6 separate regions of the Homo sapiens genome follow, and regions 2, 3, 4, 5 and 6 are each linked to region 1. A link is a contact called in ENCODE Hi-C or POLR2A ChIA-PET data. All regions are on one chromosome and are shown on one strand. Each heading gives the region's core, a stretch centred on a gene start or an enhancer-like site at or near the end of the contact. The rest is flanking DNA. Distances are from core to core; before and after follow the strand shown. Region 1 holds the start of CC2D1B (coiled-coil and C2 domain containing 1B). Region 2 holds the start of LRRC42 (leucine rich repeat containing 42). Region 3 overlaps DIO1 (iodothyronine deiodinase 1). Region 4 holds the start of NDC1 (NDC1 transmembrane nucleoporin). Region 5 holds the start of FAF1 (Fas associated factor 1). Region 6 holds the start of RNF11 (ring finger protein 11).

Region 1 (4,084 bases), core at 1,421-3,920:
ATTTATACTGGCAGAGACCGTCCTCGCCTCCCAGGAGGTCCAAGGCGGCGTTCAGGTACGTGTCTATCTTATGAACGCCGTTCCGGATGGTCTTCAGGGTGGCCCTCCAGTCGGTGGTCTAGGCCTGCTCCAGGCACCTGATAACAGCGGCCATGAGGAGGAGCAGGAGGGTGAGCGCGGGGCGCGGGAGAAGGGCCAACCGCGCAGCGCCGGGCTCTACGGGTCCCCGAGCCGCGGCGGGGGGCGCGTCCCCAAAGAGCCCCCGGGAAGCGCTAGGCAGCGGCGCGGGCCCCGGGGTTGCAGCCGCCAGCTCCATAACCACGCCTCCTTCCCGGCTGGCAGGCAGGGCCTCGCTGGCTTTACGTGAACCGCCTCGGGGAGGCAGCGCGGTCGCGGGGACGCGCCCGCTCACCTGCTTTTTTTTTTCCCTTAAACTGGTAATAGATGTCCATGTAGTTAATTCACACAACAAGGAACTATTGAGTGCCTACTATGTACCATGCACTGCTGTAGACACGAGACACTTGGAGAAGCAATAAAAAAATTTCTCCTTCTGGAGCTTGCATTCTAGTAAATGTTAAATATTGTGTATCTTTGTTTATATCTTAAATGTTTCATTATAAAAATTTTTAAATAATTTTAAAAGGAATGAGAAATATGGATGTGAAATCTCAATTTAAATATGGTAATGGGCAGGGCATGGTGGCTCACGCCTGTAATCCCAGCACTTTGGGAGGCTGATGTGGGTTGATCCCCTGAGCTCAGGAGTTTGAGATCAGCCTGGGCACATAGCAAAAACATGTTTCTACAAAAAAAAAAAAAAAAATGCTGGGCATGGTGGCACGTGCCTGTGGTCCCAGCTACTCAAGAGGCTGAGGTGAGAGGATTGCTTGAGCCTGGGAGGTGCAGGTTGCAGTGAGTGGAGATCGCACCACTGCACTCTAGCCTGGGTGACAGAATGAGATCCTGTCTCAAAAAAAAAAAAAAGAAAAAAAGTAAGCAATCAGGAGATGGAAAAGCCCTTTGTCCAAGTAAACTGGGAGATCGCTAACTAGAAAACATAATTTAAAAGTTCAAGGCATAGGCAGGAGAGGAGATGGCAATGTTTTAGACAGAAGAAACTAATCCAGCAGTTTAACTTTAAAATACATTTTAAAACTTTTTTTCCTTTCTCTTGGGTTTCAAGATACAACCTTGAAGCAAACTGCAAAAGCCTTTTCCCTTAGCTGTAAAATAGACCCCATATCCCTCCCTTTCTCACTGTATATACTCCCTTCACATTTATCTTACTGTATGCTAGTATTTAATTATCTGCCTTCTGAGAAGTTCCAAGGGCTAATCTTGAGACAGACAAACCAAGCCTGGAGACACAGCTGCAAAATTCCAAAGATTACTTCAAGGTGGCTAGTCAACAGCGGGGCCATTGTGGAGATGAGACCAGCCCACGCTCCAGGTAGGCTGGGACCCAAGATAGCCACCAGAACAAGACACACAGACGTTGTACTCTGTACAATTCTTGCATGCTTCCCATATCAAATTTTCCTTTTAAGCCGTTCTCTTTCCCCCCAAAATCGAAGTGGTTACTTTAGATGGGAATCTGGCCACTTCCCCATTACTCCGCTCTCGGTTTTTTTGTTTGTTTTAGTTTGAGACAGGGTCTCACCTTGTCACCCGGGTTGGAGTGCAGTTGACAGCTCATTGCAGCTTGGACCTCCGGGGCCACAGCGATTCTCCTGCCTCGGCCTCTCAGTAGGTAGGACTACAGGCACGCACCACCACACCCGGCTAATATTTGTAATTTTTTGTAGAGACAGGGTTTCGCCATGTTGCCCAGGCTGGTCTCGGACTCCTGAGCTCAATCTCTTGTTAACTGGACTCTGCAAGCCGCAGGGAGAAACGTGCTTTCCTTAGAAAACTAGACTAGAGCATATTTACTGATGCTAAAGAGGTTGGTTTTGTATTTCCCTGGGCAAATAATTCTCTCTGAGCCTCCGTTTCTTCTAGAGATGATGTCCATCTTGCAGGATTGAGAACTGGTATAAGCTCCATTATGAAAAGTGACTGACACAAGCTTGGCAGAAAACGGGTATACTCCGTTTCTCTCCTTAATATCCTCCATGCCATTTGATTGCACAGCAGGGTAGGCGAGTGAGAACTTAGTGTTAGACTCTGTAAAGTATTTAAGATGTGCAGCGAGCTCTGCCTGTCTGAAGTTTTCAACGGACCGGAAAAGGATACTTTCAGGTGCTGAATTATTAAGAAACATATGGTGGGCCCCATTTCCATTTCCCCAGGCTTAAAGGACATGGACAAGCAGGTGAGCCCCGCCCCTGTCTCTCTTCCAGGGCGGAGCTTGGGTAGGCCCCGCCCTCTTGCTCGGTGGGGCGGGGCGAGGGCTGGAGGCGGGGTAGGTCCAGCGAGCGAGCGAGCGCCCAGCGCCTCGGGCTGAGTGAGGGAGGAGGTTCGGTGGAGAGGCTGCAAGTGGGCGAGGGCTGGGCGCAGCGACCTCATTGGAGCCGGCCGGTGGACGCCCCGGCGGAACCGCCCAGAGTTCCTGTCCTGCGCTACCTACCCGAACGCGCCTGCGCGCTGCGAACCCCGCCCCGGTGTCACCTGTTGGAGCCCCCCGCCCGCGTAGCCGTGCACATGCGCACTGCCGGCCGCCGGCCAGTGGGGTCACGTGTTGCGCGCGAGCCACCTCCCCTGCTGGCGCTTCCTGTCGCTACCGCTGCGGCCCAGGGCCCGCGGGAGCCCAGGGCGGTGCCGGGTGAGACAAGGCCGGGGTTTGGCTCGGATTCACCGCGAGGTATGCCGCGTCCCCGCCCCTCGGCGTGGGGAGTTCTGGGGACCGCGGGGGTAGATGGAGGCGGCGCGGGCGGGGCAGGGCGGCGCGTCCCGCAGCGCGGGAGTGGGGGTCCCGTGTCGCCTCCCCCTACGGACTCCGTTGCCCACCTTCCGTGAGGCCTGGCTGTGTCATCGGGGCCGCAGCCTTGGAGTGTCTGGCCTCGCTTTCACCTGAGCCGGAGTCACTCCCGAAATCTGACACTCAGAGTCCCCCGGAGCGCCCGCCAGCTCCTCCGCCCGCTCCCCGCCGCCTCCACGCCCGTCAGCTGGTCTCCCCGCCAGCGCTGTGGCGAGATGCGCCGGCTTCCTGCCTTTTCCCCCTACCTTCTGTGCACCTCCCCTTTGGTGCCAGAATGGGGTTTCTGAAACACCGATACGATCCCGCCACTTCTTTCCCAGCGCCCTCAGAATAATGCCCAAACGCTTTTCGGCTTAGAGGTTTTCATATTCTGCCGCTTGCTCACATTTCCACCTCGGCTTGTGCATTCAGGCCTCACCGCTTATGCCCCAGTCATACCAGGCCTCAGGTTCCATTGTACAGGCCAAGCTGCTCCCCACTTCAGAGCCGTCAAGTGTTCCCTCGTCTTGGAATCCTATTTCCCTCTTTCCCCCAACTTCTTTGCGTGACTCAGCTCAGGCGTCACCGCCTCGAAGGAGGAGCCTTTTCTCCCAGGGCTGAAGAAGGGGTCACCTCAGGGCACCCATGGCCCCTGGGGCAACCCCGTGTAGTCCACCTCCACCCTGTAAATGGTCATTGAAGGCTGAGACCGTCTTAGGTTCATTTCTGCGCTCCCAGTGCCCAGCGCAAGGTCTGACACAGGAGGTCCTGTGAATAACTGTGAGATCTTTATGGGAATCAGAATGCTGAGCCAGCTTTCTCCAGAGCTCAGCTGTGAGATGGAACTTTGATGACATGTCCTTGGATGATGAAAATGTTCTGTGTGTGTGCTGTCTGGTCATAGCCCCTCACCACATATGGCTGTTAAGCACTTGGAATGTGTCTGTTGTGGCTGATGGACTGGATTTTTAGCTTTATTTCATTTTAATTCATTGAAATTTAAAATTAAATAGCCAGCTGTGGCTTCCATAAGCACAGCTTTAGAGCCTTTCTGAATTCTACCCAGCCTTCCACCCACCCTGAACCTAGAGTACTTCCCTGAATGTGCTTTTTAAATTTGAGTCCGTTCAGAACATTCCTCAGTAAACCCATTAACAGGTGATCCCCATCCCTCCCATGGCC
Region 2 (4,084 bases), core at 847-3,346, 1.6 Mb before region 1:
TGAATGAAACACAGCTGTATTACATTAAAAACTCAGTTCTATACAGCTTTCTTGAAAAAGGCCAGACAAAATTATTGATAACTACACATGACAGTTTTTTAGACCTTGAATCCAGTTTCCCAAGCAAAAAGCATGACTATGCCAGTCAGGTGGACTGGGATTGTCAGGGAGCCCACAGGGTAAAATTGTGAGCTGAATCTACGGCTAATTTGAAGAGAAGAAGAAGAAAATATCTAACTTCAGTAGATAAAGTAAGATAAAAATCCCCTAAGAATAACAAGTTGTAGCAGTAACTATGATGTTTAATGATACTGGATGATGGCTACCATTTATTAAGCACCTACCAGTTGCCAAGCACTGTGTTAGGTACTATATAAAATGATCTCATGTAATCTTTAATGATCCTATGAGGTCAGTATTGCCTTTTAATAGACAAAGAGACCCACGGAAATAAAATAACTTACTCTAGAACAGAGCTAATAAGTGGCAGAGCCAGAATTCAATCTCAGGGCCGCATTACTCCAAAGCTCAAGCTCTTTCCTTGGCATGATGCTGTTTCTCAAGACTAAAAATATGACATCAACCTTAAGGATAAAAAAAATGTGAAAAATTAATCTCACCCACCTGTTCGATCCCTCTAGTATTCACTGGATGAAGCCTGGGGGGAGGGGGTGGGGATAAGATTAAAAAACAAAAGCAAACAAAAAAACAGTGCACATCTGGGGAAAGAGCTAGTGGGAACACAGCCAGGACATTTACAACGAGGCCTCCCTTCTTCCCTCAGCCAGGCCCAAAATGAGCTACATCCATATACCAGGAGAACATCTGCCAACCCATGGCCTTCATCCCAAGGCTGCAGACACTTTTGGTTTATCTGAAAATGCAGTATTCTTGGGAAAATTTCTAACATAAAAACCTAAACAGAAACTAAACTATGGGTAGTTCTAAACCACCAATAACCAACAATCCACCTTCATTGTTCTGTGTGTCCCCATTCTTCAATTTTCAACTTTCCTCACTACTTTTTTCCTATAATATGCACTTTCCTACCTGCCTTCTCACCCATACCCTTTCAGGCTCCCTACTTCCCTCCAAGAACATGCCAGTCTCTCCCACAACGTGACACTCTTACCAATTCTAGCGCTTCTCACACCAAAAATCCTAACCCCACTCCCTTCGCCCACCCCAGCTCTCCTGCCCCTTTCAACCTTCAGACCCTTCCAGCCCTTCCGAGCCCCTGGTGAAAGGTGGCTTGCTGTCCCACAGACCCAACCTTCCAACCTCCGATCTCCCAACCTTCACCTGCCTCCCCTTCCTTCCCCACACTCCTCCACCCCCCACTCCTCTCCTTCACCATCTATTCTTCCCTTCTTCCCACTCTAGGGGCTTCCCTCTCCTAGGACCCCAATCTCTCCATCCCTTTCCTTGCCTTCTGTTCTCAATCTTCAAGACCCTCTTCCTTCACGCCTCACTATCCCCAACTTGGCATTCCACACCCCCAACTTTTCTTCCCTGCCCCCAAGACCCCACCCTCTCTATTCCTATCCTATCTCGTTTCCTCCTTGAACCCCTAAAATCCCATTCCCTTCCCCCTTCCTTCTTCCCGCTCTCTCCCCAAGCATGCCTCTCCCCGAGTCCACCCAGGCTAATCCTGCTCCCTGTCCCACCCAGGCCCCGAACCCCAATTCTCACACGTCCCCATAGCCTGCCCCCGCACCCCTACGCCACCCTTAAACCCATCGCCCCCACCAGTATACCTCATCCTCCCCTCAACCCGCGCCCCGCCGTCCCTCTGGGGCGTCCCCTCCCCCACCCCGCCCCTCCCTAACACCCCGCCCCCGCTCCCACACGCAACCCGGGGCCCCGCGAGCGGCCCGGCCCGCGGCCGCCACCTACCTGTGCCCCTGCCCGGGGCAGCGAGCGGCAGCTCCTCGGTGACGGCTCCCTCCTCCCGCGGCCCGGCTGACGGGGAAGGGCTCAGCACCCCGGGCACAAAGCTAGGAAGGGTGGGACACAGTGAAGGTGGGAGGAGGGAGGGGGCTGGGGGCAACCAGGCGCCGTGGGACCGCGGGACCGGCGGGGGCGGGAGCAAGGCTGGGCCGGGGAGGCGCGCGTGCGCGGGCCCCGGCACGAAGGCGGGGCCGGACCTGGAGGCGGGGCCAGGCCCAGGGCAGGCGACCCGAGGGCCGAGGGTTTGGAACTCGCAGAGGTGGGCCCTGCGCGTGCGTGCTCGCGGGAGGGTGGGTCCCCTGGGTCCTGCGGGCCCCGGGGATAGAGCTGAGCTGGGGGAGGGTAGGCAGCGCGCGCCCCGGGACTGGCCTGGGGAAAGGCGCACAGGAGTGGTTTCGCATCTTGGCCCGCGAAGTAATGGGAGCCGGAGAGGGCGGGGCCGATTGTGGGCGGGGCCTGTGGGAGGCGTGGCGCTAAGAGCTAGGGGTAGGAGGGGCCGAGGCCGCCGCGAGGGGGCGGGGCTGAGGCGGGGTGGGGCCTCTGGGAGGCGTGGCGCGAAAAGCTCGGGGTAGGAGCGAGCGCGCCCGGGAACTCGGTGGAGCGAGCGCGCCCGGGAACTCGGTGGAGGCCGCGGTGGCGGGGTGGGGCGGGGCTGAGGGCAGGGCGGGGCCTGTGGGAGTCGTGGCGCAAAGAGCTCGGGGTAGGAGCGCGCGCCCGGAAACTCAGCGGTGGCCGCGGCGAAGGGGCGGGGCTGAGGGTGGGACGGGGCTTGTGGGAGGCGTGGCGCGAAGATTTCAGAGTTGGAGCGCGCGCGACCCCGGACTCCACGGAGGCCGCGGCGAGCAGGCGGAGCTGCGGGTCGGGACGCTCTGCGTGGGGCGGGGCGCAAGGGAGGTTTCGAGCCCGGAAGGTCCGGCGCCCAGAGCTAACGGGAGTCCCAGGTGAGCGGGTAGCGGGGTAGGCAGGCTGGCACCAGAGGGTATGGGGGCCTGGCCGGGCAAGGCAGAAGGACGGGGATGTTGGTGGGAAGGGAGCAACAGTGGAGGGGTGGTGAAGAGACGCGCGGCGGGAGGCGTGGAAGGGCCGCGGCGGGAGGTCTGACGCGGGCCCGCCTTTTCCTCTAGACCCTGGAAGCGCCACTACCAGCCCACGAAACTCTTTGAGGCCAGAAATAGCGTCTTGACCCCCCAAAAGGGAAAACCAGTTGTAAATCGAAATTAATTAGTCTACCAAAATGTAATGTAAGCTGTCAGCCGCAACGTAACACATCTAGCTATAAATTGTACCTAAGGTCGGGGGCATTTATATATTCTTTACATAATTTGGGGCGGGCCTCCACAAGTCTGAGGCTTTAGGGCCTTGAACTGAGGAGGAGGGTTTGGGATGGAGGTGAGAAGGTGGTGCCAGGGCTGGTTTGCCTTGGAAGCCGTGGCCCTGGCCCCTCGGAGACAGAAGCCTTAGGCCGGGTCCGTGTTTTCTAAAGTACACCACGTTCCCAATGGATGATGCTTGAAGAAAGAGCGTGAGGAGTCCAGCTGTAGCACCAGAACCAAGGGAGCTGGTCAGGGAGAAGGTCCTCTAAGGACTTGACCTGAAGAGGTTTGGGGAAAGAAGGACCACAAAGGGCATGTGAGCTAGCGATGAAAGGGTGAACTGGGGACGAAACCAGTGGCACTGGTTTAGAAGACAGGATAAGGCATCAGGGAATACCAGGGTCAGGGATTGTAAAAAATGGAAAGGATAGCACCCCAGAGTGTACCACCTTTGGTAAACTGCGGCCCTGAGGAAATTGCCTTGCTCTAAAGGGGTGGGGGATTAGACTACCTCCCAAACCTGCACTTTGTTTTGTTTTTTGGAGACATAATCGCTCGTCGCCCACGCTGGAGTGCAGTGGCGCGGTCTCGCCTCACTGAGCCTCCGCTTCCTGGGTTCAGGAGCTTCTCCTGCCTCAGCCTCCGGAGTAGCTGGGATTACAGGCACCTGCCACCACACCCAGCTAATTTTTATATTTTTAGTAGAGACGAGGTTTCACCATGTTGGTCAGGCTGGTCTTGAACCGCTGGCCTCAAGTGATCCGCCTGCCTGGGCCTCCCAAAGTGCTGGGATTACAGGCGCCTGCCACCAGGTCCGGCTA
Region 3 (4,084 bases), core at 560-3,059, 1.5 Mb before region 1:
GGAAGCAGTTGTGGGACAATAATTATGATAATCGTAATAATAGCCAACACTTCATGACACTTTCTCCAAGTCAGGCACAGTTCTGAGTGCTCTACTCATGAATCTATGGACTAGGCACTATTGATACCCTGTTTTATAGGTCAAGATACCAAGGCAGCTTGATCAAAGTCACCCAGCTGGCAGGAACAGAGCTAGGACTCTGGCCTTGAAGTTAGAGATCCGGTTTGAATCTCGGCTTGTTACTTACTAGTTCTGAGAAGTTATGCAAGTTACTTAACTCTCTGAGCCTTGATTTCCTCATCTGTAAAATGGGGATAATCATCTCCTCTTTGAGATATATAGAGATTAAATGAGATAACATATCTGAAAGTGACTGTGCCTGGTAGATGATTAATAATAACTTTTTTTACGGAGTCTCGCTCTGTCACCCAGGCTGGAATTAAGGGGCACCATCTTGGCTCACTGCAACCTCTGCCTCCTGAGTTCAAGTGATTCTCCTGCCTCAGCCTCTTGCAATAACTATTTTTAAAATAATAAAGTGACAACATTAATAATATTAACTTTGTAGCAACTAAAGTATAGCTAAAGAGAATATGTTCTCATGCTAGCAAAAGGTCTCCTGATCCATTCTTTTATGTCATGTTATAAAGGTAATTTGATTCCAATGTGAAAAATTATTTCACTCCAGCAGGAGTTCATAAGACAAAACCACATTTAACATGTAACATAGGGCCTGAATGTTCTTCCCCCAAAATGAGGCCCTTTCAGCGTATGGTATTTTTGCTGGTCAGATTACACTGGGTAATCAGATACAAATTGGAAAAGAAAATGTAAAGATCACACGGAAGCCATCCAAAATAGCCTGATATATTTTAATAATTCTGTTATTAGTTTACTGCATCTTATAACATTTTCTTTTGAATCAAGTCACAGCCGTGTGTACTTTAGGCTGTGGCCATCATAAACAAATATGTAAAGACACAGAGTTAAAATAGATGAATACCAATGGCTATCCATCAGTTTGATGTAATCTAACACAAATGACCATTAAGAGACTTGCGAAGAAATCAGAGAAACAGAATTTCACAAATGAGCTTCTGCATAACTGAATGACAGCATTGCTGGTGCCTATTGTTTGGTTTGGTCAAGGTTATGCTTTTGGGAAGCCAACCCTCCCTTCTAGATGACTCTGTTGAAAAGTGAGGCTAGTGGAAGATTTCAGGGTACAGAGAGCTAGATTTCTATGAAATATATTCAAAGATGGTAAAGTGAGTACTCTCCTCTTCCCTGGTAAAATTAGGGATGTGTTACCATGGAAACTCACCCATCATCACCACCAATGTGGACAGGTTTAAATCTTTTGGCAAGGAGAGGATGACTGCCTCCTCCTGTTTCTAATCCCTCCTCTTCCAACTCCTCATCTCTTCCTAACAACTGGAATTCTTCCCATAATTGGTTCTAAAAACTAATTTAGTGTCTTAAATGATCAATTCCATAAATGCAAATTGGGTAAAATGAATTTCCCTAATAGAAGGAATGCCAGCTTGAATTACTTGGTATCAGAGTGGCTGGAGAGAGATACCGTACCTCAGAAGTGTGCCTGTAGAGTGCAACTGCTCTCTCAAAGACCGTGTGCAGGGAATGTGGTCTCCAAAGTGGGAGCAGTGTCAGGCTCTACTTTCTTCAACAGGGAACTGTTTCTTCAACAGGGAACTGGCCTGAACAGCTCAAGTGTTGCTTCATTTTCTGATAATAACAATTTGTCTTGATTGGGTGCTGTGGCCTGCATTCCTCAGCTGGGAGTTGTTTGCTTAGATCAGAAAAATCTGAGCTAGTGATTCAGCTAGGGACACAGGTCAAGGGTAAAAGCCAGCTGGGTCTCAGGGAGAGCTAAGCCTTGAGAAGCCCTCCCGTTGGTCACCTAGAATTGAGGTATCTGTCCAGATTAACTGTGGAGCTTTTCCAGAACAGCACGAACTTCCTCTGGGTTGTAGTTCCAAGGGCCAGATTTACCCTGCAAGAGAAACGAATCAGGCATTCCCAACTTGTAAGGATTTCCAAGTTGTAAGGAACATGTAGGTCTGGAGGTTAGTTGCAAGAGGTGGTCAAATGATGTCTGTGTAGGAGCCATCAGCATGGCTAATTCAATGGCAGATGCAACCGTGAGGTGGTTGAGAAAGTGTGTACAGTGGCATCAGCAGTTAACAGGAAGGTTGGACAGAGAAGTAGAAAAACTAGAGGACATAAAGTGACATAGTCTTTCAAAAAGAGAAGGGTTCTGTACAAATAAGCTTTTCTTCCATAATCAGACCTTCAGACTGGCCTAATCTTCTCCAGCCTTCACATCAAGTTCTACCCATCCTACCTCAGAACCATCTCTGCCTCTCCAGTTCTACTGCCCTAGGTCAGCCCTTTTCATCCTACAGCCTGGGCAGCTGCCACCCCTCCCAGCTATCCCCAGTCCTTAGTCCCTGCTCCCTCCTGTCCATTTTTCAACCAGGAACCAGTGAACTTTTTTCTTTTTTTTTTGAGACAGAGTCTCGCTCTGTTGCCCAGGCTGGAGTGCAATGGCGCAATCTTGATTCACTGCAACCTCTGCCTCCCAGGTTCAAGCAATTCTCCTGCCTCAGCCTCCTGAGTAGCAGGGAATACGGGTGCACTCCACCACGCCTGGCTAATTTTTGTATTTTTAGTAGAGACAGGGTTTCGCCACGTGGGCTAGGCTGGTCTCGAACTCCTGGCCTCAAGTGACCTGCCCGCCTTGGCCTCCCAAAGTGCCGGGATTACAGGTATGAGCCACCACGCCCGGCCATGGAACCAGTGAACTTTCTTTTTCTTTTCTTTTTTTTTTTTGAGAGAGTCTCACTCTGTCGCCCAGGCTGGAGTGCACTGGCACAATCTTTGCTCACTGCAACCTCCGCCTCCCAGGTTCAAACAATTCTCGTGCCTCAGCCTCACAAGTAGCTGGGATTACAGGCACACGCCACCACGCCTGGCTAATTTTTTTGTACTTTTAGTAGAGACAGGGTTTCACCATGTTGGCCAAGCTGGTCTTGAACTCCTGACCTCAGGTGATCTGCCCGGCTCAGCCTCCCAAAGTGCTAGAGTTACAGCCGTGAGCCAGTGAACGTTCTAAGTACAGGTCCGATCATGTCTCTTTCCTGCTCCAAACCCGTCAGTGGCTCTCCTTTGCCCTAAGATGAAGACCAAACCCCTTGGTCTAGAATGAGACCCCTGTGTAACCCCAATGTCTCCAATCGTTTATTCACACTCTGCCCTACTATGCCTCAGTGCCTCCACCCACCCTCTTCCCTATACCGCAGTGATTTTCACTCACTGTGCTCACTAGGCCAACTCCTTATCCTTTAAGGCCCAAGCAATTGCTGCCCCCTCTGAGAAGCCTACCCTTCCCCAGAGGTTGAAAAACTTACAGTCTGAGAGCCAGGTTAGTCCTGATGCCTCACATGCTTTCATTTGCATGTCGTCTGCAGCTGCTGTTGTGCTATAACAGCAGAATTGAATTGTTGCGACAGGGATTACTTGGCACAAAGTTGAAAATATTTACTATCAGGCCCTATACAGAAAAGGCGTGCTGACCCCTGCTCTGGAGTCCCCCAGCAGTTGGGACACTGTAATAGTCTTACTTGGGTCTTCCTTATCCCTCAGCCTGTGAGTACCTTGAAGTAAGGGTGTGGGCCATTTTCTTTTTTTCTTTTTTTTTTTGAGACGGAGTCTCGCTCTGTTGCCAAGACTGGAGTGCAGTGGTGCGATCTCGGCTCACTGCAACCTCCGCCTCCCGGGTTCAAGCAATTCTCCTGCCCCAGCCTCCCAAGTAGCTGGGATTATAGGCACATGCCACCATGCCTGGCTAATTTTTGTATTTTTAGTAGAGACAGGGTTTCACCATGTTGGTCAGGCTGGTCTCGAATTCATGACCTCGTGATCTGCCTGCCTCAGCCTCCCAAAGTGCTGGGATTACAGGCATGAGCCACTGCGCCCGGCCGGTCATTTTTTTTTTTTTTTTTTTTTTTCCGAGACAGAGTTTCACTCTTGTTGCTCAGGCTGGAGTGCAATGGTGCGATCT
Region 4 (4,084 bases), core at 996-3,495, 1.5 Mb before region 1:
TCAGGAGTTTGAGACCAGCCTGGCCAACATGGCAAAACCCCGTCTCTACTAAAAAATACAAAAATTAGCCAGCATGGTAGTATGCGCCTGTAATCCCAGCTACTCAAGAGGCTGAGGCAGGAGAATCACTTGAACCCGAGAGGCGGAGGTTGCAGTGAGCTGAGATCATGCCACTGCACTCCAGCCTGGGCAAAGGAGTGAGACTCTGTCTCAAAAAAAAAAAAAAATAGATGTGGCTTAAACAATAAATAATTGTCTCTCTTGTGTAAATGAAATTAGGAGGTAAAGGCAGGTAGCCTAGAACTGATATGGTTGCCATAAATAATCAAGTCTCCTTTAGGCTCAGTACTTCATTTTCCCTACAGTGTGACCCCCTTTCTGTGGTCCAGTATGGTGCTAGAGCTGCAGCCAACACATCCCAAATCCAGGCAGCTGAATGGAGGATGGGATTAAGAAGAGGCAAAGACCATCATGCAGTAGCTCCCTTTTAAGGGGGTTTCTAGGAAGCTACCATGCAATACTTTGATTATATTTTATTGGCCTGAACTCAGTCAGCTGGCCATACCTAGCTGCAAAAGAGGCTGGGAAATATAACTATATGCCCAGTTAAAAAACTGGGAGTTCAATTATTATGAAAGAAGGGGAGAATAGATATTGAGGCAGACAACGAGTAGTCTCTACCACAAGAACCTTAGAACCTGAGGTGTCTTTATGAACACGCATTTGGACTGATTTTTTTTTTTTTTGGACAGGGTCTCACTCTATGGCCCAGTCTGGAGTGTGATGGCGCCATCACTGCTCACTTCAGCCTGAACCTCCCAGGTTCAAGCAATTCTCCTGCCTCAGTCTATGGAGTAGCTTGGACTACAGGTGTGCACCACTACACCCGGCTAATTTAAAAAAAAGTTTGTTGTTGTTGTTGTTGTTGTTTTTGTGGAGATGAGGTCTCACTATGTTGCCCAGGCTGGTCTCAAACTCCTGGCTTGTGATCCTCCTGCCTTGGCCTCCCAAAGTGCTGGGATTACAGGTGTGAGCCACTGTGCCTGGCCTGGACTAATTCTTTACAAGTTTTCTCCACCACCGGATAGATCTCTTCACGGCAGAGACTTGATCTATCAGTTGTATTCCCAGTTTGTCCTACAGTGCTTTAGACATGATTGATAGTAACATGATTTTGGAAGTGAATAGGATATAATCTTAAAGCATTCAGGAAGCCATTGTTAGCAAACGTTGCAGAGCAGTAGGTGTGATCTCAATTCCTCTCACCAGCCTATGCATTTCCTTAGTCAGTAAATCACTGAATCTATTTCTGTCTTGAGTATTGCATGTTGACTGTGGCATGTGATTGAGCATAAAAAGGCGTTAGCGATATGCATCCAGAGATCTCACTGAGGTCTAAAGCACTGAGAAGACTTCATTAGGTGAAACTTGGGTTGGTGAAACACCTTTTTTCTTACTGGCAGTATATTAATGATAACATTTGTATAGCATATTATTTACATCCTCACAACATCACCAGGATATTTTTATTTTCATCCTTATCTTACTGTTGAAGAAATGGAGGCTCAGAGAAGATAAAAATATTCAATTTAGCAAGTGGCAGATCTGGAAGTAGAAACCAGATTTTATGAAACCAAAGGCATCTCTAGAGAATTTTTTTTTTATTTCAGTAAAATTACTGCGTACCTATTGTGGAGAAGACCACCACATCCTTTGGTTTCACTTTTAGGTGACTTATAAAGTAATAGGGAGAAATGAGGGCAGATCATTTTGCTAGCTCTAACTGAAGAATTCCAGTCAATCAATACTGTGGCTGTTATCGGCTTTATAAAAGACTACTATTCCCAGCATGCCTCAAGGCACCTCCAGGAAGACCTTGACTCCCAGCATTCTGTACTTTGGAACTCCGAGTCCCAGAATGCAACATTCCTCCTACTTCCTCTCAGGGGGCCGTCGAGACTACAGTTCCCAGCATGCAGCGCCGCCACCTGCTTCTGGCGCCCCGCTGGACCCTGCTTCGAAGGGACCGTTTGGTCGCCAGAGGGCGGTTCCTGGAGTTACAGCCGCGTTTGCGGGACGTGTCTGCGCGGCAGTCCTGGCCTGTTGAGCTTGTCCAGACGAAGCCTCGCAGGGATGGGTTGGAGCCTGGGCCGGGCTTCGCTCAGGCAGCGTTTGAGGCAGACCCAGCAGGGTCCTCCTGGGGCCTTCCTGCCTTTGAACTGCGGTGGCGGGCGGGCGCACGGTCTCCTGTACGCCCTAGACTAGGGGCCGCCATCTCCATGGCCACGGCCGTGAGCCGGCCCTGCGCCGGCAGGTCGCGGGACATACTGTGGCGCGTGAGTGCGGCGTGCACTGTGGCACGCACTGCCAGGGTCGGGCCGGGCGGGCAAGCTCTGATCGCGCGTGCGCGCTGGGCGGGGGAGGGCCGGTCCCGGGGCAGCGTGGAGAGAACGCGTGGGGAAGGCACCACTTGGGGGACTGATTGCAGGGTTGTGGGAAGTCCTGAGTGGAAGTTGGTTACGGGGTAGGAGAGGGGTCCTGAGTGGAAGGAAGCTGGTCAGAGTGGGACGGATGGACTGAATGGAAATTGGAATAGGGAGTGAGGCGGAGTTTTACGCAAGGGTACCGTATCCAGTAGGTGCAAAATAAATAACTTAATTTGTTTCGTTAAGAAGTGGGAAGGAATGCACGGAATTGGAAAGAAATGTGGCATTAGTAGAGGCTGGGGTTAGGGTCCAGTAAGCAGGGCAGGTGTTCTTTGTAAGGTAGAATGGGACTGAGCTGAGTGGAATAGTACTTCCTCCTTAAAGTTACGGAATTAACAGTACTACATCGCTTCTCTGGAGTGCAAAGAGAAAGAGGAGAAAGATCCCTTTTGGAAAAGTGCTTCTATCCCAGTGCACTGCCATCTCCCCTGTATTCCAAACTAAAAACTTTTGGGTCCGTAAGTCTTATCTTTTTTTTTTTTTGAGCCGGAGGCTCGCTCCCTGTTGCCCAGGCTGCAGTGCAATGGCGCGTTGTCGGCTCACTGCAACCCCCGCCTCCAGGGTTCAAGGAGTTCTGCCTCAGCTTCCCGAGGAGCGGGGATTATAGATACGCACCACTACGCCCAGCTAATTTTTGTATTTTTAGTAGAGATGGGGTTTCACCATGTTGGTCAGGCCGGTCTTGAACTCCTGACCTCAAGTGAGTCATCCGCCTCGGTCTCCCAAAGTGCTGAGATTACAGGCGTGAGCCACCGTGCCTGGCCTCTAAAATTTTTTTAAAAATTATTTTTATAATAGAGATACGATATCTTCTCCAGCCTGGTCTTGAGCTCCTGGGCTCAACTAGTCCTCCTGCCTCAGCCGCCTAACTATTTGGGACATCAGGTGCATGCCATCGTGCCTGGTGTATGTTTAGCATGCATGAGTACTTCATTCCTTTTTGTGGCTGAATAATCCACTGTATGGACATACCACATATTTTGTTTATCCATTCATCAGTATGTGGGTATTTGGGTTGTTGCCACCTTTGGCACTTGTGAGCCACCGCACTTGGCTGACAGTGTCTTCTGAAGCAAAAAAGTTTTAAATATTGCTGATGTCCAATTTATCTATATTTTTCTTTTGTTGCTTATGCTTTTGGTGTCATATCTAAGAAACCATTGCCAAATCCAAGATCATGAAGGTTTACTCCTATGTTTTCTTCCAAGAGTTTTATAGTTTTAGCTCTTACATGTAGGTCTTTAATCCATTTTGAGTTAATTTTTGTATAGAATGTGGGATAGGAGGCTGGGCGCTGTGGCTCACGCCTGTAATCTTAACACTTTGGGAGGCTGAGGTGGGAGGATCACTTGGGGTCAGGAGTTCGAGACCCCATCTCTACTGAAAAAAAAATTAGTCAGGTGTGGTGGCGGGCACCTGTAACCCCAGCTACTCAGGTGGCTGAGGCAGGAGAATCACTTGAACCCGGGAGGAGGAGGTTGCAGTGAGCTGAGATGGCACTGTTGCATCTAGCCTGGGGGACAGAGCGAGCTGTCTCAAAATCACAACATCAAAAAGAATGTGGGATAGGAGTTCAACTTTATTCTTTTTTTTTTTTT
Region 5 (4,084 bases), core at 416-2,915, 1.4 Mb after region 1:
ATACAGTGCACTTCTTTATATTCAGTGAAACTGAACAATTAGGTCATATTTCTGATTTCTCATGAATATATTCCCAGTTTATGGAGCCTAGGCCTTGCTGGGTGTGGTGGTATGGCTCACACCTGTAATCCCCACTCTCAGGAGGCTGAGGTGGGAGGATGGCTTGAGCACAGGAGTTGGAAGCCAGCCTGGGCAACATAGTGAGGCCCTGTCTCTAAAAAAGTAAATAAATGATACAAGTTTAAAAAGTTCTTAAGGGAAGCCTAGGCCTTCATGCTACATGATGATTTCACTAGTTATTTTAGCTCTACAGGATAAAATCAGCAATCTTACTTCACATTTTCAAGCTTTTACATACTTTCCAAAGCAAGTAAATGCCCCATGACAATCCAGAAGCTGATATTTTCCCAAGTCAAGGATGAACAACTTCCACTGTCACACTTTCTCTAACCTGGACGACAATTACAAACTGTCACACTTCATTGTACATAGTCTTTGGCTGTTTTAGTTACAGAGGTTGTCAATTTCTGACCATGGGTTGAAACTTTCAATATTTGGTGAATATTCCAAAATAATTTCTTATGAAAATGAATAGGCCGGGTGCAGTGGCTCACGCCTGTAATCCCAACACTTTGGGAGGCCGAGGAGGGCGGATCACGAGGACAGGAGTTCGAGATCAGCTTGCCCAACATAGTGAAACCCCGTCTCTACTAAAAATACAAAAAAAACTTAGCCGGGCTTGGTGGCGGGAGCCTGTAATCCCAGCTACTATGGAGGCTGAGGCAGGAGAATCGCTTGAACCCAGAAAGCGGAGGTCGCAGCGAGCCGAGATCGCGCCACTGCACTCCAGCCCGGGCCACAGTGCGAGACTCCGTCTCAAAATAATAAATAAATAAATAAATAAATAAATAAATAAAAATAGACTGACTATATTCAAAGCTGGATTCAAGTTTTATCCCATTTGTAAGATGTCTCAGCTTAAAAAAACAAATATAACTGCAGCAGTAGAAAGGTTTTCCCTTTTTTCCCCCTTTGGAGCAACCCTATTAACTCGAGGTTGTTATTTCTCATAACTACCTTATCAATTAAAAAAAATGCTCCTCCTCTTCTCTGGAACGAGATTTTTACCTTTCTCAGCTTCCTCGTCTCTCCCATGTCTACCATGGCAGTCTGGTTACTTCTGTGTTACGGAGTCTGAGGATGCAGACGTCAGGGAGCTTGGGACTGGGTGTGACAGTGTGGATTCGGTTTTGACAGGTTGAGCGTGAGAGACTATATGAAGCTGTATTTTGCTGAAACATTGTAGAGAAAAACATATATTTCTGAAATGCTGTTTGTTAGACGAGTTGTAACAGTGTGTTTAGTTGGTTTGTGAGGGTGGTGTGTATTTGTGTGACTAACCACGTGAGGTGCACAATCTGGTCCCCGCCTCAGCTAGGGGGAGGCGCTATCCTGAGGCCTTTGCTTAAATCCAAACTGGAATAACCTGTTGCGAGACTTGAAGCTTCCGCAGCTGCAGGTTGCAGTCTCTGCCGCCAGCGCAGAGATCCTGGCCGGGTAGTCGCGCGCTCAGCGCTTGACAGGAGGGTGGTCACGTGGAGCCGCAAAGCGGCGCTTTGCGACCTCGATGACAGGCAAAATGTGCGACAGCCGTGGCGCTGGCCAACCAGGGGCGGAGGCGGCGGCCAGGGAGGAAGCGGAGGAGGCGGAGGCGGCCGCGGCGTTCGCCCGCCCGCTCGCTCGCTCGGTTTCCCCGCCCCCGCCGGGCTTAACGCCGCTGAAGGTATCCGGGTGCGCGCTGTCGCAACCTGCCCTCATCCTGGCCCGCGACTGTAAGACCGGACCCACATCCAGACCAATCTTCCTGTCCGGGCTGCTGCGACGCGGGCTCCGCAGGTTGCAGGCGGGCGGCCGGGGCGCCTGAAGGTTACCGAGTGCATGAGCGCCTAGCGCTTCCCGCGCTGCCCCGCCCGCTGGCCCGCCGACCCGCCCGCCGGCTCGCCCGCCAGCCCCTCGGCGCCCGGCGGCGGCGGCGGCGGTGGCGGCGACGGTCGCAGGAGGTGCCGTCTGCCTCCCAGGTGCGCGCTTCGCTCCCGGAGCCGCGGAACTCGGCGGCCGCCATGGCGTCCAACATGGACCGGGAGATGATCCTGGCGGATTTTCAGGTGAAGTATCTGGCCCTCTTCCCCTCCCACTTCCAACCTCGTGGGTTTCCGGTGCCACAAGGGAGTCTTCTTCCCAGCGTTTGAACGCTGCAGTGGTGTGTCATTTAGGCTTTTATACGGTGCGTGGCGTGTGTGTGTGTGTGTGGCGAGCTATGGAGAAGCGTATAATTTATATGCTATCATGAGTGTGTAGAATGTGTTAAGTACGGGTTGAATGGGATTGGAGGTATTAATGACTTGGGTTACAATGTGTGTGGAATGTGTAGTGTTTCCTGTATTATATGGGGGGACGTGTAGAGTTTTTGTTTTAATTGGTGTTGGACCATTAAGTATGGGATGTTTTGGGTGGTTCTGTGGGGAGAGATGTATGGAGTGTGAGCGTGGAGCGTGTGGTGTTATGGGCGTGGTGTATTTATATTGTATTAAGGGAAGAGTAAAAAAGCAGAATGATGAGATGGCGAGGGCAATGACAATGGGGTACTGAGGTCCTTTTCAAAGAGGAGTAAACATTTGAGACTTTGCCTAATTGGAATCTTTGGAGGGTAAGAAGATAACAAGGAGACAGATAAGACTATATATTCCAGAGTATCTCTGCAATGAATTCACAAGCTTAATAAATTACCTATTCATATTTGCGGATTCCCCTCCCCTACAGACTTGAATTGCTTGGTTGGTGTCCTTTCTCCAGGAATACTTTAAAGGATAAGTAAAGGCTGTTCTCTTAATAAACCCAGTCGTAGTGCCACTGACATGTAAGTATCTTAGGAAGGCCCTTTGAAAGTAGAACTGTATGCATTGTGAAAGACTTGGAGCTAGAACTAATATCCTGTGAGTGCTACCTTTGCCTTTTGATGTTTGGTGAAGGAATTATTTTAGTGAGATATTTTTGGCCATTTTGGCATCAACTTAGAAGCTACTGTCAAGTATAGGCAGACTTTTCCCTCTTTTTTAATACTCACATTGCACAGGTTCTAACACTAGCTTAGTAGGCAGTATTTTTCCTTGCTGAAATTTTGTTGGGCTTTTCTCTCTCTCTGTTCTATTAAGTTCCTTATTTTTTTTAAAATTAATTAATTTTTTTTTTTTTTTGAGACGGAGTCTCGCTCTGTCGCCCAGGCTGGAGTGCAGTGGCGCGATCTCGGCTCATTGCAAGCTCCGCCTCCCAGGTTCACGCCATTCTCCTGCCTCAGCCTCCCGAGTAGCTGGGACTACAGGCGCCGGCCACCACGCCTGGCTAATATTTTTGTATTTTTAGTAGAGACAGGGTTTCGCCGTGTTAGTCAGGATGGTCTTGATCTCCTGACCTCGTGATCCACCCTCCTCGGCCTCCCAAAGTGCTGGGATTACAGGCGTGAGCCACACTGCTCCCGGCCCTTATTTTTACAAATTAACGTTCAGATAACCATTTTCAGAGTTTGCTGTTTTGGTTACCCAGTGAAATCTGATATACAGGTATTAGGAATATGCATATATCTACAGTTTGATTAAACCATAACCTCCAAACTAATAAAGGAGTGTCCTTATAATAAAAGTTGACCATAAGATTTTGATGTTTTGTAGGTTTAGGATTGGCCTGAGGCTTTTTGCCTGCCTACATTTTAAAAAATTTTTCAATTAATTAATTAATTAAATTTTTTAGAGATGGGCCTTGCCATGTTGCCCAGGCTGGTCTTGAACTCCTGGGCTCAAGTGATCTACCCACCTCAGGCTCCGAAAGTGTTGGGAATACAGGTGTAAGCTCCAACACCCAGCCCTGCCTAAGTTTTTCATCATCGTCTTTTTGTTTTGTTTTTGTTCTCCAGTTCCATTTTTTATCTAATGTGGAATGCACTGTTTGAAAAAGGACTCTATATTTCAAGGTGTAGTTTTACCGTGTTACAAAATTGTCTTCTGATTTCCCTCATTAAAAACTTTATAAA
Region 6 (4,084 bases), core at 798-3,297, 1.1 Mb after region 1:
AAGATACAACACTAAAGTGTTATAGATATTGCTTATGGAAGTGTAGAGGTTTCAGTGGGGACACAAGGGATTCGGGCTGGGAAGGAAGGGAATGCTGGGACTTCAGACATGAAAGCTGAGTTCTCAAAGAGGATTAGATGTCCACCTGGCTGACCCGGGCGAAGGGCTCCAAGCAGAGAGGAACTGGAGCAAAACAAAGCTGTGAACAGCCTGGTGTATTTGGTAGGCCTGGAATATAGAACGTAAGAGGGAGAAGTCATGGAGGCTTCTGTAATACCACAATCAAGACTGGACCTTACTGGTATATATGAAATGCCCCCAGAAGAATTTTATTCAGAAAACGAGCATATATATGATCAGGTTTTTCTGGTGTGATGAGACATTGGTTTACACAGGAATGAGAAAAGAAAACACTAGATAATGATGTCATCACATGAAACAACAAAGGAGCCTACCCAGTCAGAAAACTAAACTCTTCAGGAAGAAATTAAGCACTACTACTATTGAAGCCCTCTGGAAAAGGGTGTATTCAATATCATCTAAAATGGAAAAAGTACAGGAAAGGTTTTCACACATCTATTGTGGATTATAACATCCACATACCTATTTTGAGTTTAAGAGGTCTTCACTCGAATTCTGCAACACATCTGGGACTACTGATTATTGTACAAAAAGCAGTACAACGTATTTAGGAGAGTCTTTGATACAAAGGGAGAACACGAGTAACCGAAGGAATTTCCCAAGCCAGGTTTAAAGGTTTCCAAAGTTCAAGCTAATCAAGTTTTCTTAAGTCAGCACGTTTAAAAGGTGTGTCATATGGGTGGAGCAAAAAGAGGAGGGATTAAAATTTATATACATATATATATATATATATATACACATATATATATATATACACACACACACAAGTAACTCGATGTCGCTAGGGTTAAAATCACCACTTGGAGATCCGTCTCCCAAGCAGAGGGAAAACCTGCCAGATCCAATTAACAAAAAGACGAGGGAGGTGGGTAAGAGGACGACCACACATGAAAACATAAATGGGGCGGGGGGGTGGTGCTTGGCAACCACCTATCCAGAACCCATAATCCAGTTGGCGGTGCGATGAGGAAATCATACGATTCAGACATAAAGACAGGAAAATGTCACTCCCAAACTCCACAAGCGAACCACCAGACACTGGCCAAGGGGATGTGATCACATACTCTGATCCCAGAACTCAAGGGCAGAGGGTATCATCCCCACACGGTGCCCGAGGGCAGGCGAAGAATCAACCTTACTCTGAGATCAGAGAGCAAATGCCCTCAGATCCAGCCCTAAGGGGTCAATGCCGCCCAGGCCAGGCCTTGCCGAAGCCAGGGGCAGAGACGGCCCCGAAGCCCCCTCAATCTCCGCCAGAGCTGCCTCTACTCGCTCCCCCCAACACACACCCTCCCCTACCTGATATGGCGGCGGCGGCTCCTGATCCGGCTCCGTCCCCTCGCCAAAGCTAGCCCGGTCGGACTGAGACTCGTGAAGCAGGGAGATGTCATCCGAGGTGGGGGATTTGAGGCAGTTCCCCATCTTCCGGAGCTGGGGTGCGTGATCTGGGGGAGGAGAAAGCAGCGGTGGGGTCGTTCGCACACTCCGCGGTCCGCCTCGGTTGGCGAGGTGGGGTCGGGCGACAGGCCGGGGATCAGGCGGAGGCGACTCCACCGCCCCACGGTGCCGCCGAGGGGCCGCTCATGCCAGCCCCCGGGGTTGGGGGATCAAGGCTGGGCCGCGGGCTCCGCTGGGGTCGCGGCGTTCGCCTCCTGCGAGGCAGCGATGGGGGGGGGGGGGCGGGGAGACGAAGCACTTCCCCACCCCGCCCCCCCGCGGGGCGGCGGCGGCCACGGAGCTGCTGGGCCTAATCCAGGTCAGCGGGGGGGGGCGCGGCCGTCGCGGCTGCCTCAGCTGCTGCCTCAGCTGCTGCTGCCCCCGCCGACGCCGGAGCCACGGCCGCGGGCCTCATCCTACTCCGCCTCAGCGAGACGGCGGCAGCCAGAACGAGGCCGGCTCGGGCACTGCGTCATCGCGCCGTGCGTGCTCTGGTCCCGCCCCCGGCGCCAGGAGGCGAGGGCGGCTCCGGCGGCGCCCATCCCCCTCTCCACTAGCAGCTGTTCTCGGTGCTGCGTCAATTTTTGCTTCTCTCTGACTGCTTGGCTCCGTACCTGGCTCCGAAACCAATCTCCCGTCTCCCGCGCCTCCCCACATTCATTGCTCCTGCCCCGTCTAGGGCTCAGTTCTTACCTGTGCACTGCCTGACAGTCTTCTCACCACCCTCCGCCAAGCGGTCTATTTATATAAACCCATATCGGAATGGATCAGTCCCATGATTAAAATGTTAAAAGCTTCCCCTTTATCCCTTCACAATAAAGTCCTAGCTCGTTACTGAACCATCCCTGCCTGTCCAATCACGTCCTTATCCTTCCACATCACAGCCAGAGAGATTATTCTTCCAGTTGTATATCAGATTGTTCATTTCTTTCCAGTCCCAGCACCAAAGTCCAAGCCACCATCATCTCTCACCTTGGCTTCTGCAATAGACTCTCAGCTGTTCCTGAGTTCATCATTGCCCACATCCAATTCACTGTTGGCACAGTTGACAGAGTTATCTTTTTAAAATTTAAATCGGATCATGTCATTCTCCTGTTAAAACCTTCAGTGTCTCCTCAAGGCTGTCCTTAAGACAATCCTTAAATGGTTTACAAATCTGACTCCCTTTCAATCTCATTAGCAGCATTGTCACCTCCTTCACAAATTCTAAACTAGACTCTCTAAAATGCTTTTCGTTATCTGGAATACTATTGCCTCTGCCTGGGGCCTTTGTCCATATTGTTTCTCTCACAGAAACCCACTTCCCTCCACTCCCAACCTTTCTGCTTCTCATCAGGCTAATCATTATTCTCAGGAATCCTTCTGGATGCAACTTCATTTCCCCTGGGGAGACTCTCCTGACCCTCCAGTCTGGGTTAGTCGCATCCTGTGTGCTCTCAGACCCTGAGCTTTTCTCTGTCACAGCCTGATCAAGCTGAATCATCTGTCCCTCTGTGCAAGGCTGGCACACTGCCCAAGGTAGAGTATGCTCTCTCCTTGGTTGAATGAGCAGCTCAAACAACATATGCAAAAGAAGGAAGCAAGAAGGATGACAGTGCTCCTGATAGACGTTCATTCAACAGGTGGATCTTGACTGCCTTTCGTTTCATTCACCATTTACTGAAGTTGTGTGTGCGTGTGTATACCAGACCCCACGCTAAGGACTGGGGAAAAGGATGATCATACCTGGCTTGTTCCTGATAGAGCCCAGAGACCACCTGGGAAGACAAGTAATCAGGTGAGTCCTAAGCCCACACCCTGCCACGGACCCCAAGGTTTTTAGAGGAACTGAAAGACAGCAATTAGTTCATTTGAGTGAGGAACAGAAAGGATTCTTAGAGGTAGGGCTATATTAAACTCGAATGGGTCTGAACACTCTTACTCTGCAGTCCCTATTCTACGAAGTCACTATCTTATTTAAATGCACTCAAATTCCACATTAAATATCACCTTTTTGATATAAAATTTTTGAAAAGACTCATAATTTTGGGCCAGGCGTGGTGGCTTACGTCTGTAATCCCAGCAATTTGGGAGGTCAAGGCGGGTGGATCACTTGAGGTCAGGGATTCGAGAGTAGCCTGGCCAACATGGTGAAACCCCATCTCTACTAAAAATACAAAAACTAGCCAGGTGTGCTGGTGCACGCCTGTAGTCCCAGCTACTCGGGAGGGTGAGGCAGGAAAACCGCTTGAACCTGGGAGGTGGAAGTTGCAGCGCAGTGAGCCCAGATTGTGCCACTGCACTCTAGCGTGGGCGAGGGAGTGAGTAAGACTCAGTCTCAAAAAAAAAAGGAAGGAGAAAGAGAGAGAGAGAGAAGGGAGGCAGGAAGGAAGGAAAGAAGGAAGGGAGAGAAAGAGAAAGAGAAAAGAGAAAGAAAAGAAAGAAAGAAAGAAAAGAAAGAAAGAAAGAAAGAAAGAAAAAGAAAAAGAAAGGAAAGAAGGAAAGAAAGAACAAACTGACTCACAAT

The links. A loop is a pair of places that touch in the nucleus more often than their neighbours do. ChIA-PET counts read pairs that join two places held with the same protein, here RNA polymerase II (POLR2A). Pooled maps may share reads with other maps.
Region 2: a map of CD8-positive, alpha-beta T cell shows a loop between it and region 1 (26-fold over the local background). The contact joins the promoter of LRRC42 here to the promoter of CC2D1B in region 1. A Hi-C loop is called at or near these places in 4 of 168 maps with a recorded cell type or tissue (B cell, CD4-positive, alpha-beta T cell, CD8-positive, alpha-beta T cell and 1 more), 2 of 37 single-sample maps with no recorded cell type and 11 of 50 pooled maps. POLR2A ChIA-PET finds 5 or more read pairs at or near these places in 1 of 52 experiments (activated T-cell).
Region 3: a loop to region 1 is called in a map of breast epithelium, with 10 times the contacts of the local background. The contact joins the enhancer-like site here to the promoter of CC2D1B in region 1. A Hi-C loop is called at or near these places in 1 of 168 maps with a recorded cell type or tissue (breast epithelium). POLR2A ChIA-PET finds 5 or more read pairs at or near these places in 1 of 52 experiments (activated CD4-positive, alpha-beta T cell).
Region 4: a map with no recorded cell type shows a loop between it and region 1 (20-fold over the local background). The contact joins the promoter of NDC1 here to the promoter of CC2D1B in region 1. A Hi-C loop is called at or near these places in 1 of 37 single-sample maps with no recorded cell type and 9 of 50 pooled maps. POLR2A ChIA-PET finds 5 or more read pairs at or near these places in 1 of 52 experiments (AG04450).
Region 5: a map of CD8-positive, alpha-beta T cell shows a loop between it and region 1 (11-fold over the local background). The contact joins the promoter of FAF1 here to the promoter of CC2D1B in region 1. A Hi-C loop is called at or near these places in 4 of 168 maps with a recorded cell type or tissue (B cell, CD4-positive, alpha-beta T cell and CD8-positive, alpha-beta T cell) and 11 of 50 pooled maps. POLR2A ChIA-PET finds 5 or more read pairs at or near these places in 1 of 52 experiments (PC-3).
Region 6: a loop to region 1 is called in a map of CD8-positive, alpha-beta T cell, with 13 times the contacts of the local background. The contact joins the promoter of RNF11 here to the promoter of CC2D1B in region 1. A Hi-C loop is called at or near these places in 1 of 168 maps with a recorded cell type or tissue (CD8-positive, alpha-beta T cell) and 9 of 50 pooled maps. POLR2A ChIA-PET finds 5 or more read pairs at or near these places in 1 of 52 experiments (OCI-LY7).

Annotation. Positions count from the first base shown.
Region 1 is chr1:52,364,791-52,368,874 of GRCh38, reverse strand. It overlaps CC2D1B (coiled-coil and C2 domain containing 1B), which reads left to right and starts at 2,670. Exons shown (of 25, transcript NM_001330585.2): 1 at 2,670-2,806. It also overlaps the pseudogene PLA2G12AP1. RefSeq lists silencers at 69-148, 209-308, 2,291-2,920, 2,961-3,070 and an enhancer at 429-478.
Region 2 is chr1:53,944,362-53,948,445 of GRCh38, reverse strand. LRRC42 (leucine rich repeat containing 42) reads right to left here and starts at 2,096. Exons shown (of 9, transcript NM_001256409.2): 1 at 1,897-2,096; 2 at 625-658. IFT25 (intraflagellar transport 25) reads left to right here and starts at 2,747. Exons shown (of 6, transcript NM_016126.4): 1 at 2,747-2,891. RefSeq lists a silencer at 1,781-2,850.
Region 3 is chr1:53,907,861-53,911,944 of GRCh38, reverse strand. DIO1 (iodothyronine deiodinase 1) reads right to left here. Exons shown (of 4, transcript NM_000792.7): 4 at 859-2,014. The coding sequence ends at 1,946. It also overlaps a transcript of IFT25 not described here. Among named protein-coding and RNA genes, the nearest start is that of DIO1, 16 kb to the right of the region's middle. Within about 2 kb of position 1,809, at least 3 of the 41 ENCODE cell types and tissues checked have a DNase peak (open chromatin) inside an H3K27ac peak, as active enhancers do.
Region 4 is chr1:53,836,457-53,840,540 of GRCh38, reverse strand. NDC1 (NDC1 transmembrane nucleoporin) reads left to right here and starts at 2,245. Exons shown (of 18, transcript NM_018087.5): 1 at 2,245-2,336. The coding sequence starts at 2,280. RefSeq lists an enhancer at 1,772-2,251 and a silencer at 2,362-2,491.
Region 5 is chr1:50,957,848-50,961,931 of GRCh38, reverse strand. FAF1 (Fas associated factor 1) reads left to right here and starts at 1,665. Exons shown (of 19, transcript NM_007051.3): 1 at 1,665-2,165. The coding sequence starts at 2,121. It also overlaps a transcript of CDKN2C not described here. RefSeq lists silencers at 1,699-1,858, 1,969-2,018 and an enhancer at 2,329-2,378.
Region 6 is chr1:51,234,236-51,238,319 of GRCh38, reverse strand. RNF11 (ring finger protein 11) reads right to left here and starts at 2,047. Exons shown (of 3, transcript NM_014372.5): 1 at 1,441-2,047. The coding sequence starts at 1,563. LINC01562 (long intergenic non-protein coding RNA 1562) reads left to right here and starts at 3,224. Exons shown (of 2, transcript NR_147076.1): 1 at 3,224-3,355. RefSeq lists a silencer at 1,783-2,262.